Linked DNA regions of Mus musculus: region 1 is linked to region 2. The links are chromatin loops, found by intact Hi-C in ENCODE. Cell type or tissue: left cerebral cortex. All regions are shown on one strand. Each heading gives the region's core, and the rest is flanking DNA. Links, peaks and the distances in the headings are about the cores only.

What was found. A loop is a pair of places that touch in the nucleus more often than their neighbours do. Peaks named below come from ENCODE experiments on the same cell type or tissue, not always from the same donor. Only the 100,000 strongest peaks of a DNase experiment are listed, where the experiment ranks them.
Region 1: a loop joins it to region 2, with 2.1 times the contacts of the local background. A loop is called at or near these places in 4 of 42 quality-filtered maps.

Annotation. Positions count from the first base shown.
Region 1 is chr4:155,146,426-155,151,793 of GRCm38, reverse strand. No RefSeq gene overlaps it. Among named protein-coding and RNA genes, the nearest start is that of Morn1, 63 kb to the right of the region's middle. In left cerebral cortex, for the core only: no CTCF peak of the experiment used is centred there; DNase peaks (open chromatin) are centred at 1,040 and 2,774; H3K4me3 peaks cover 995 bases; H3K27ac peaks cover 1,555 bases.
Region 2 is chr4:155,093,146-155,098,513 of GRCm38, reverse strand. It overlaps Morn1 (MORN repeat containing 1), which reads right to left. Exons shown (of 14, transcript NM_001081100.1): 6 at 5,365-5,368. Among named protein-coding and RNA genes, the nearest start is that of Morn1, 9.3 kb to the right of the region's middle. In left cerebral cortex, for the core only: CTCF peaks have their summits at 3,095 (motif pointing left) and 3,861 (motif pointing right); DNase peaks (open chromatin) are centred at 3,060 and 3,864; H3K27ac peaks cover 250 bases.

The sequences.
Region 1 (5,368 bases), core at 206-5,205, 53 kb before region 2:
TGTGTGCACTGTGTGTGCATGTGAAGGGCTGTATATCGGAGACAAGACTGACCATGGGCAGGTGCAGGCCCTGGGGCAGTACTTTATGCCCACTCTCTACCCTTGGGGAGAGGCCCAGGGCCAGATGAATTTGACCCCTGTCAGGCAGGGCAACAGGGCGAACATAGTAGAGATCCTTTGTGCTGTGTTCATTTCTGGCCTTGGACACGTGGATGGGACCCCTGCCTGCCAGAGCCAAGGTTCATGGATCACTGCAACAAGACCTTGGGGTCTAACCTCATGCTGCCGCCTACTCGGGATGGACAAGTGGTCCACATCTCTCTCAGTATCCTGTTTCTACAGTAGCCACTTCACTGCGGTTACTGGTGGTTGTTGAGGAAGTTGCCCCCATCAAGTAGTGGAGGTGAAGATCTGCTGTACTGAGGGGCTGACCGCCATCGGCCTTACCCACACGTTCTCCCTGTGGCCTGGGTTACCGAGGCCCCCAAAGGCTGAGTACTGCAGCTCCGCTAGAATCCCCCATTAATAGTGCTTGGTGGCCTCGGGTCAGAAAGCACTAAGGCCTGAGCTGGCAGCCCAAGGTCCGACAGACAAGGGGTTGTCCTCCACCCGGGCATCAAGGATGGAAAGCCCTGTTGGATCCACGGCCTCTCCAATGCGGTGTTCACCCACCAAACAGGCTTCTGGCTTCGTGCGGCCGTCCGCAACACTTCTCCAGGAGGAGGGAAGGGCGCGGCACAGAGACGCCCTGGAACCGCCGCGCCCTTCAACTTCCCACATTCCCGCTCCTTCCGACGGGCGGGGGCGACCCTGGTCTGCAGCTCTGCTAGGCTCCTGCTAGCCTGGGGATGAGCTGGCCCCGGAGGTGACTGCTGCGGGGAAGCGCGACCGCGCGGGCTTCCAGCGGTTCGACCGCAGTCCCAGCCTGCGGGATCATTCCTGGACCCCAAGTCCCGGCAGCTCCCGAAGCCTGGGGCCCGCGGGTCCTGCAAGGCATGCCCCGCCCACGGGCCGCGCGGCCTCCGCCTCGCCCTACTACCCGCGTGCGCTTCCCTTCCCCCGCCTGCCGCGGATTCCGACGGGCAGGGCCCGGGGCTTCCGGCTGCGAGGAGAGAGCTCGGCCCTGCGGGACCAGCCCGGCGCCGCCCCACGCGCAACCCGACTTCCTGCGGCGTAGGATCCCAGAGACCGGGGCCAGAGTCCTCGGGATCCGCCTCAGAGCATGTGTTCGTGGTCTGCATAGAAGGATCGCGCCCTTTTTGGGAGGTTCTCACCGGCCTTGCCACGGGGTGCAGCCTATGTGTTATCTAAAATGGGATCTGGTCGCCTTAAGCAACTCTCTGCTGCTGTCCCTAGTCACTTCACTGCTGCCCTAGCGAATGTCCCAAGACTGGATCCCGCGCCTGGAACCTGCAGTCCTACAGGCGGTTTCCTCTGCCTCCAGAATCCATCCCGGCAAACCCCACGGGACTGGTGAATGTGAAGTTCCACCTGTCACCTGATCAGTGTGCATAACACCCCACACTGGGATCGGAGTGTGTAGAACTCTACCCAGCCCTCAGCCAAGTCCCTGTCCCCATCCCAGGGCCAGAGACCACTTGTTAGAAGCAGGTTCTGAGGCCCGAGGCCAAGCCTGCAAGCAGGGCTTCTTTTTCTCAGCACCTGACTACCCCCACGGAAACTGATCCTCACAAATAACTCTCTCATGAATCATGGAACTCTTGGAGGAGCAGATGTGCCTCCAGTTGCAGAGGTCCCTAGGGAGGTTTGTCGGGGTCCTGGGAGGTGGTCCTGAGTCCTCGGACAGAAGTGTGTGTGGTCGGCAGCTGAGTTAAGGTGTGATTCCTGAAATTTATCTTAGGAATATTTCTGGCTGACAGCCGGGGACAGGATGCCCTCGATTGGTCCAGCCCCACTCTAACACCAACACCAAGACACTGGGCCCTTGGGCTATAGCCCAGGATCCCCATCCAGGAGGGGAGTGTTGCAACTCTGATCTTGGGCTCCTCCATGGAGTACCTGATTCAGAGGTCATGGTTTAGGAGCCTGGGGTGGGTCTGCCCTCCTGTATCTCCTAGCCTGTATCACACTAAAGGAGGGAGGTTCCCTGTTCTACTGGGGCTCCAGCTGCCAACCTGAGGCCTCTGTGTCCTGATTGTCTACAGGACAAAGGTGGGAGAGTGGCACCATTGCCAATGCCGTGAGGATAAATACAAGAGGCAACAGTGTCTGGCCATTGCAACAGGGCAGACAGTCTGCTCCTTAGGTTTCATTTTATGCCAAGAGGAGCCTGGACAGAGCCACTGTGTATGTGTGTGGGTTGCCCATACACTCTGCTGTCCCGTTCTTTTGTCTGGCTCCTGAAGACCTACACAGAACCAGCAATTCCTCTACCATGGGCAGTCCCTACCACACCTGGCCTCCAAACTCCACTGGAACCTCCCCTTCCCTCTGGCTGTGAGGGACCTGTCTGAGGCCGTTCCTTCTCTGAGGAAAACTGAGCAGAAAGGGGCAGGCTTGCCAGCTACCGCTGAAAATTGTCTCCTCCGTAGTGGTTTTACTGGGCTAGGCCTGTGGGCTGCCCTGACACTATCCAGGATCAAGGGCTCCCAGTGAACTGGCAGAGCTGGCCAGGCTGTAGGAACCGGTCTGGCAGGCTTGGTCCTGGAACCTCCAGGAAGCCCTGGCTGGGAGGGGCCCAGGCAGAGCACAGCTGGCCTCACACCCGCCTGGCACCAAGACCAGGCAACCTGCCCGGGCTGTAGACAGGGCTTGGGGAGGCCTCCCCTGGGAGTATCCTGAGTGACCAGCCTGACCAGTGGAAGAAGCTGGGAGGAGCTATGGCCACCTGTGCCAAACAGGCCCAGGGAGAAGGTGGCACAGACCAGGCTGTCCAGCCTAGTTCCAGGCTGTGTTCTGGTCATGCTGTCCTCTGTTGACCCCAGATGTGTCCCAGGTGGTCTGGTGAGCCAGCTCTCTGAGGTGCCTCTAGATGCTTGGGCCTTGAGGGGCAGGCAGGTCTTCCTTTGAGTCTTTCTCCTTCCTGTCTCCTTGCTTCCTTCTGTCTTCCTTCCTTGAACTTCCTTCTCTTCTATCTCCCATCCCCGTCTATCTTTGTATCTCACACAAGCACACGTGACAGTGCCCTGCCTGGATGCTCAGTATCTTATCTGTTAAGTGAGTGATAGGCAGACTGGTAGTGTCCTCCCTGGAGGGGTCAGAAGTTAGAAGGTAGCACTGGAGAGAAAGGCTTTGTCTGGAGTTGCAGCTTCTGGGCTGGGCTGGGCTGGGCTGGGGAGGGTGGTCCGCGCCCTCTAACTTGTCCAACCTCCTTCTCTCACTGGCCCCTGCAATTCCCAAGTGGGGTCAGCATGTTTGGAGTGGTGGCTTGAGATCTGAGGGCTACTAGTTCCCAGAAAGGAGGTACCTAGAGGCTCTGTCATTCTCCTACCAGGTCTCCAGGCAGTCCACAGATTGCTGCTATACTCACCTGTGTCAGCCAAAGAGGCTGACTCTGCACAGTTCCTGTCAGGCAGTGCTGGTGATCCAAAGCCATGGAGTCCGATGACCTAGTCCCTCCCACCCATGGAAGAGGGACTACCCAGGCAGGACAGAAGCTATGGTTGTTATTGTACTAGGCACCAGGTCTCTGGATAGAAGTGAGACCACCTCACTCTGGGAGCTGTGGCCAGACCTGTATTCATTCATCTTGGCCACAAGCTAAAGTTTCCCAGTGGAAACTTGGTACCCAGACCAGGACAGAGGGTAGCTGGGGTGAAGTTGCCCACTGGGCACGTGCTCCTGCTGGGTCTCCATCCTAGCTCTGACCATCATAGAAGAGGGGATCCCACAGGGGATGGGCAAACCTGGAGTGGGGCTTACTGGCTGGCAAAGCCTGAGTCCTGGGAACTATACCCCTAGCCACCTTCTGAAATGAGCCCTCTCAATCCCAGGATAGTGAGGGACCCTCAGGATGGCATTCCCAGGCTTCAGTTCTGCCCAAAGTCAGCCTGACCATGTTGCTGCCTAGTGAGGCCCTGGGGCCTAAATGGCCTGTGCGCTGGGGGAGGCCAGTCACTTCTGTGGTTATAGGCTGTGCGCTCTGCAGTTCTTGCACTGGGCTAGGCTGGACGCCTAATCTCCTCACATAGGATTTACCTCAAGCAAATTATACCCAAGACCTGCCCCACTGAACTTTGTATGTGTGCCTATATGTGTAGGTATACATACATGCATGTATGTATAAGCATACATGTGTGCATGTATGTGTGGCTGTACATATGTGTGTGGGTATACATATGTGCATATATGTCTGCATGTACACACGTGCATGTATGTGTGGGTAGATGCATGTATATATATATATATATATGTGCAGGTATGTGTGGCTATACATAAGTGCATTATGCATGGACATACATACGTGCATGTATGTGTTGGTATACATATGTGCATGTATGTGCAGGTATACATATGTGCAGAAGTAAGATAATTCTTGAGTGTCATTCCTCAGGTGCTATTCCTCTGATGCCACATTTTACTCATTCATTCATTCATTTATAGGCATAATCTCTCAATGGCCTGGAGTATGCCAAGTGGGCTAGCCTGACTTGCCAGGGACCCCCAGAGACCCCCCACTCCCACCTCCCAGAGCTGACTGGGATTATAAGTGTGTATCACCACAGCAGCCATTTCTTTTCCTTTTGGGGGGCTATTTCTTTATTTATTTATTGTGACAGGGCTTCTCTGTGTAGCCCTGGCTGTCTTAGAACTTGTTCTGTAGACCAAACTTGTTCTGCTGGCCAACCTCAGAGATCTACCTGCCTCTGCCTCCTGAGTGCTGGGATTAAAGGTGTGCGCCATCACAGCCCAGCAGGGGCTTTTTATTTTTTCTGTGAGCTCTGGAGAATGAACTCAGGTCCTCCTGCTTGCAAGACAGATGCATTCCCAACTAAGCTATCTCCTCCATCCTTAATTTAGTCTCTACTCTTCTTTTAAGATAGGCTCCGTCTATATCGCCAAAGCTGGTCTTGAGTGGACAATGATCCTCTCAACTGCTGGGGTTACACATTACCAGATCTGGCGCTAGAACTCTTCTTGGGCATTCAAGTTTCATGTGCTTGGACCACTCGGCGGCAGGGCCCTGGGTGGAGGAGGGGTTGCAGACGAGAACATCTGCACCTGTTCCTGTCCTGGCCACATGGAGGGCCGGGCCAGTTCCAGCGACCACAGTTCTCAGAAGACCAGCAGTTACCGGTGCAGATACACTTGTCCAGAAGAGGCAGTGTGTCTGTCTGGATATTGTGGCTACCCCTAATGTCCTGAGACAAGGATAAGAAGCCAGTGTCATCTCAGAACCTCAGTGGCT
Region 2 (5,368 bases), core at 61-5,060:
CCCACTCACGACGGTGAGCACACTAAGTGTGATGCACTGCAGGAAAGGAGCCCTCGGCCCCCCTCACTGTGGGACACATCTCCAAGTTAACCCATGCTCTTTTGTTCCCTATACTTGGATTAATAGAGGCTCTGTGGTGGCCATGCCATAGACGTGGGTTTGGGTGCAAGTCCATCCTGACCAGAAGTTCACCTCTTTGCTCTTGCTCATCTTGGTACTTCCTGGGGTGAACAAGCCCCAGGCCGCTTTTGAGTGGGCTCCCAAGATGTCAGGCCCTTTCTGAGTTAGCCTCCACGGTGTTATGGTGTGGAGGAGGCAGTTATCACCGACCACGGCTAAGCCTCGCACCCTCTGCCCCCCTCGGGTGATGCCACCTGTGAGGGGTTATCTGGGCTCTCCTCCTGGGCTTGCAACTGTTATGGACTTGATTCCAGCTTGCAGGGATGGCGGGCAGCTTCACTTGCATCGCAGTAACAGTAGGCCTGTGGGTGTTGGATTTGACTGGTCTTGACTATTTTCCTAGGATTTCAGAGTATTCAGTAGGAATATTTTGTGGGGACCTGGAGATGCAGTGACTAGTGCAGCAGTAACCATTGCTGAGACGGTTCCTGGAGGGGGCCATTGTGGGGAGCAGCTGACCTGCTGAAGGGCCAGCACTGGACGTGGGTGCTCCACACTCTTCTGTCGATCTTCAGTGGCAGAGACATGTCCTGGGTCGATGGCCTTTCCATCCTGCTCTGGGCCTTACTGGCCCAAGGAGGGCAGACGAGTGATATGGGAAGCAAGCAGGTAGCCACAGAGCCCGTCTTCATCTGCCTGCTGACATGCAGGGACTCTTCAGACATGCCAGCTCAGGGGGAAGCTGGGAACTGCAGCAGGCGAAGGAACCCATAAGGCTAGCCACCTGTTTCATGTATGCACAGGTGTGCCAGACAGCAGGTTGCCCTCTGGGAAAACCAACATGGGAAATGTTGATTTTCAGGAAAGCAGAGCTTTAGGTGACAGACATGTCCTTGCTGTGGGAGAGGCCTCCACCACATCGACTTGCTCAGTGTACCACTCTAGGTGCCCACCAAAGACACAGATGGAACCATATCACTATGCCCGCCACGCCAGCTGCCTTGGGAGCTGCAGACTCCACCTAGAACATCTGCTCAGGGTCTGGACTGATTTCTTCCTCACAACATGGGAATATTGGCTGAAGGAGAAATCTGATGGGTCAAGATCAGAAAAGCAGAGCTGTCCAGACAAAGGCTGACCATCCTGTAGTCTTCTCAGGATACACAAGACGCTAATGCTGGCGGGTCTAGGGGATGAGGGCTGTTCTGAAGGTGGAGCTTGCTCTATAGAGACACCTGAGGACGGAAGAGCTAGTAGATACCCACCTCATCTGCCCGAGGGTCAAAAGGAAAAGGTGAGACGTTTCCCTGCTAGTGGTTAACAGGCACATACCCCGAGGTGACAGGACAGTACAAGCTGGGAGGGACAGAGCACTGAGAGCCACTGAAGCAATGTCAAGCAGGAACAAAAGCCAGCTCTGTGTGATGACAGCAATGGCAGTGTCCAGAGTTCAGCGATCAGTTGCCCACTCCCAAACAGCTCATATTCCTTAGCATGGTAGCTTTAAACAGAAAATAAGTGTGGGTTGGGGGTGCAGAAATAAAAACCCCTGCTGGTTCCTTCAATCATGCAGCCACTGTGGAAAAATGCGGCAGCTCCACACACACAAAAAAAAATTGAAAATGCAACTACTGCATGGTGTAGCCATTCCACTGCTGGGTCCACAAACCCAAAGGCCTGCACGTGTATGCTCAGAGCACTATCCCCAGAGCCCACTGAAATGCATGAAGAGGGGAAATGGGACTTGTATGCATATGTGCCACTCGGCCATCGGGAGCCTCCTGCACGTGTTTCAGTGAGCATGGACTTGAAGCTGCGACGATCAGCAAGAACAGCCAGCCACTAAGGAACAAGTCTATCCACGGAGTCCCCGGAGGAGCCAGAGTAACTGAGACAAAAGAGGGGTGGGTGCTAGGGCTCTCAGGGATTGGGAAGTCTGGGTCAAACGGGCCAGTCTGTTTGTTTACATAGAAGAGATTGTGGACCGATGGTGGTAATGGCCACACAGTAATTTAAGCATTTAATGCCACCAAACTGGACACTTAAAACAGGACGAGATGGTACACTTCTGGTTTGTGTGTGTGACTGATGGCAACATAAAGAACAGTGGTGCCCGGAGGAAGCAGATTTGATGACTGTTCCCACCCCACAGCCTCCCTTGGCTGATGTCCCCACTCCATGCAGGTAGTGGCCCATGCGTGGGAGAGCTCGGTGCAGATGGTCATTGGCTAAGCAAGCCTCAGGAAACTCTGCCTCCCTTGGCTAATGAGGGCTGAGTGACAGCCCAGGGTTACCTTCTCTCACTTGGGCGGCAAGTGAGACCTCTTGCTGCCTCTGCAGCGCAGGTCAGTAAGAGTTGTGTTAGGCCGGCAGTTGTGGATACCCATGGTGTCTAAGTCCTGATTTCCAGATGGCGTCACCTGTCCTCTTGGACCTGGGTACCTTTTCTGTTCAGTGTCCAAAAGATCCAGGAAGAAAGTTCTTTAGCCTTCCCATGAAAATTAAAAAAAAAAAAAAAAAAAGTGGCTGGTTTGCGGCCTTTCTGTCCGAATGTGCGTCTGTCCTTTGGTCACTCCTTTGTGGCTGCTTCAGCTCATGCTATTGTTTTTCTGGTGCAGTCAGCACGTCTAAGCCAGAGGCCGATTTGTCCCCTCCCCTGGACACTGCTCCTGCTGTCCAGCCACAGGATGCTGGGAACTGGGCTATTGAGAATTGAGCTGAAGGATACACAACCCCCAACCCTACTCCTGAGGAAGGTACCTTTGTGAGTCTTGTGGAGTTCAAGGTTCTGACTTCAGGAGGAGAAGCCACGGCAACCTGAGCAGTTTTAGCCTGTGTGGCAGTCTTGTGTGCACTGCTTAGGCATTCAAGGCCTCCCTGCTGCCTGCCTTAGAGCCAAACTTGGAACAAGGATCCAAGGCTGGGCATGCTGCTGGTGAGCAGGTCTTGACTGCCCCCTGGTGGACATTCTGTAGGCTGGTGCAGATGAAAGTGAGGCACACCACAAATTTCAGGTTGCAGAAAGGAAGGCCTGGGCAGAGCCCCAAACCCCAGCCACGGATGGTTAGTGGCCAGCAGTGAAGAAGCCCTACTGGATGTCTGAGGACATGTGGAACAGAATCACCTCCGGGAACTGGGCAAAACTTTTCATTATTCTTCCTGCCCAAGTGGTGGTGGTGATGTTATCTTTCTGGGCTGTCAACGGCAGCTCATTCATTGATGTGATGGGTTCTGGAGGGACCCACTGGGGCAAGGCCTTTCCCAAATCCCAGGGAAAGAGGGTCAGGTATATGGATCAAGCCTGGGTGTTGAGGCCACAAGCTCTTCTGCCCCTTTCTGGACTGGGAAACCGTGTTTGGGCCTCCGTTTTCCCATTTATAAAATATGGCAAACAGTCCCTTCACAGAAGTGTGGGATAGTTCGTGTGAATCCATGAGCGGAAGGTTTGGAAGTATCTAGTAGGTAGGAGGTGATTGACAGCCCTGGTCTTCTTCCCTGGAAACAAGACCCTTGTGTGCAGGCCAGACAGGAAGTGAGTGACTCCTTTAGGTCCTCATTACCTTGTACTCTCCCATCGCACCTGGAAATTGATCCTGCTTTGGACAGGCTGTCAAGGCAGGACTTCTGAGGATGAGCCCCCAGACGGGGAGGAGCCAGAATGGTGAGTGGTCACAACAGCAGGTACAGATGGTATGCAGACTGTCTCAGGCACAGCTCAGAGGCAGATTCTAGGCCAGCAGGGGGCAGTGTCCACACAGACCCCCAACAGCCCTGACCAGAGCAGTCCTATGGGACAGTTTTTATGTCAACTTGACACAAGAGAGGATCATTGGCAAAGAGCAAATCCTAGCTGAGAAAATACTGCCACAGCGTTAACCTGAAGACAGTGCTGATGGCTGACTGATGTGGGAGGGCCCAGCTCACTGTGGGAAGTATCACCCCTCATCTGGTGGTACTGGGTGCTGTAAGAAAGCTGAACAAAGCCTTGGGGAACAAGCTAGTAAGTAGCGTTCTCTCAAGGCCTTTGATTTAGTTCCTGCTTCCAGGTTCCCATCTCGGGTTCCTGTCCTGACTTCCCCGTGATGGGCCTTTACCAGGCAGTGTAACGTGATAAAAGCCCTCTCCTTCCCAAGCTGCTTTTGGTGATGATGTTTTATCACAGCTATAGGGACCGTACTCAGGCGTGGGCTGAGATCTACCCAAGCATAACTCTTCTGTTCTGCACTCAGGGCTGGGCATCCTGTGTATACAGGTCTGGGCACCCATGCAGTGTTCTCTGTGGCCCTATAGTTCTGTGGGAGTTGTCATACACCACTCCATTTCCATTAAGGAGCCAGGCCCCCTGAACCTTTTTCCCTAGTCAGTGGACAGTGTCAGCAGTCGGCAGAGGGAGCTGAAGGCTCAGGAGAAGTAGGGTTTTGTTCTCTGAGGTCACAGCATCTGGTCAATTTCCTCCAGGAGTCCCCTCCCCCCAGTAGCTCTGTGGCTACCCTTCTTCCCAGTTCTGCATGAACTGGGCTGGGTTCATCCTGCTTCCAGGGGCCAGCTCCTTCCAGTTGTCAATCTGCCATTTGAGAAATCTGGAAAAATATGATCGCATCATCCTGGTTAACTATGATACGACGAGAAAGAAATGGCTGAGGAAGTCTGACTCTCGGGAGTCTAGAGGCCTAAACCTGTCCTTCCTTCCTGCTGGAACCCCCCAGCAGGTCTCACATCACTGTCAAGCAAGCAGCAACACTTGGGGTTCAGGGCCTCACCTGTGACAACTGGAATTGCCAAGAAGCCAATCCCAGGGCCTTAAGCTCTTACTTCCTGGTGGAGTTGGCTTGCCATCAGCCCAGGAGTGGTGGAACCAGGCCCAGCCCTGTCCCAGGACAGCCCCGACTGTAATCTGTTTCTTCTTTCGCCTCTCCTGGTAGCTTGACAGTTTTCCTGGCCAATAGCTTCACATTTCTCACTAAGAGCATTGGTGTAGTCCTTTCTCTTGCCCATGAAATCCACGGTTTCTCTTATCTCCCATTCGGACAAGCACAAGCATTGGGACAGACCTCAGTTTCCCTTGTGGCACAGGGCTCATCAGACTTGAGGACTGAATAAGGAAAGTCAGCCTCTGGGGCGCTCTGGGGGTGTGAGAGGAGTTGAGTGTGAGTCCATTCTCTCCAAGGGCACTGCCAGATGAAGTGTGGGCAAACACCATCAAGGCTCCCAGTCCTCTAACGGCCTCCCGCCTTTCCTCTGTACCTTG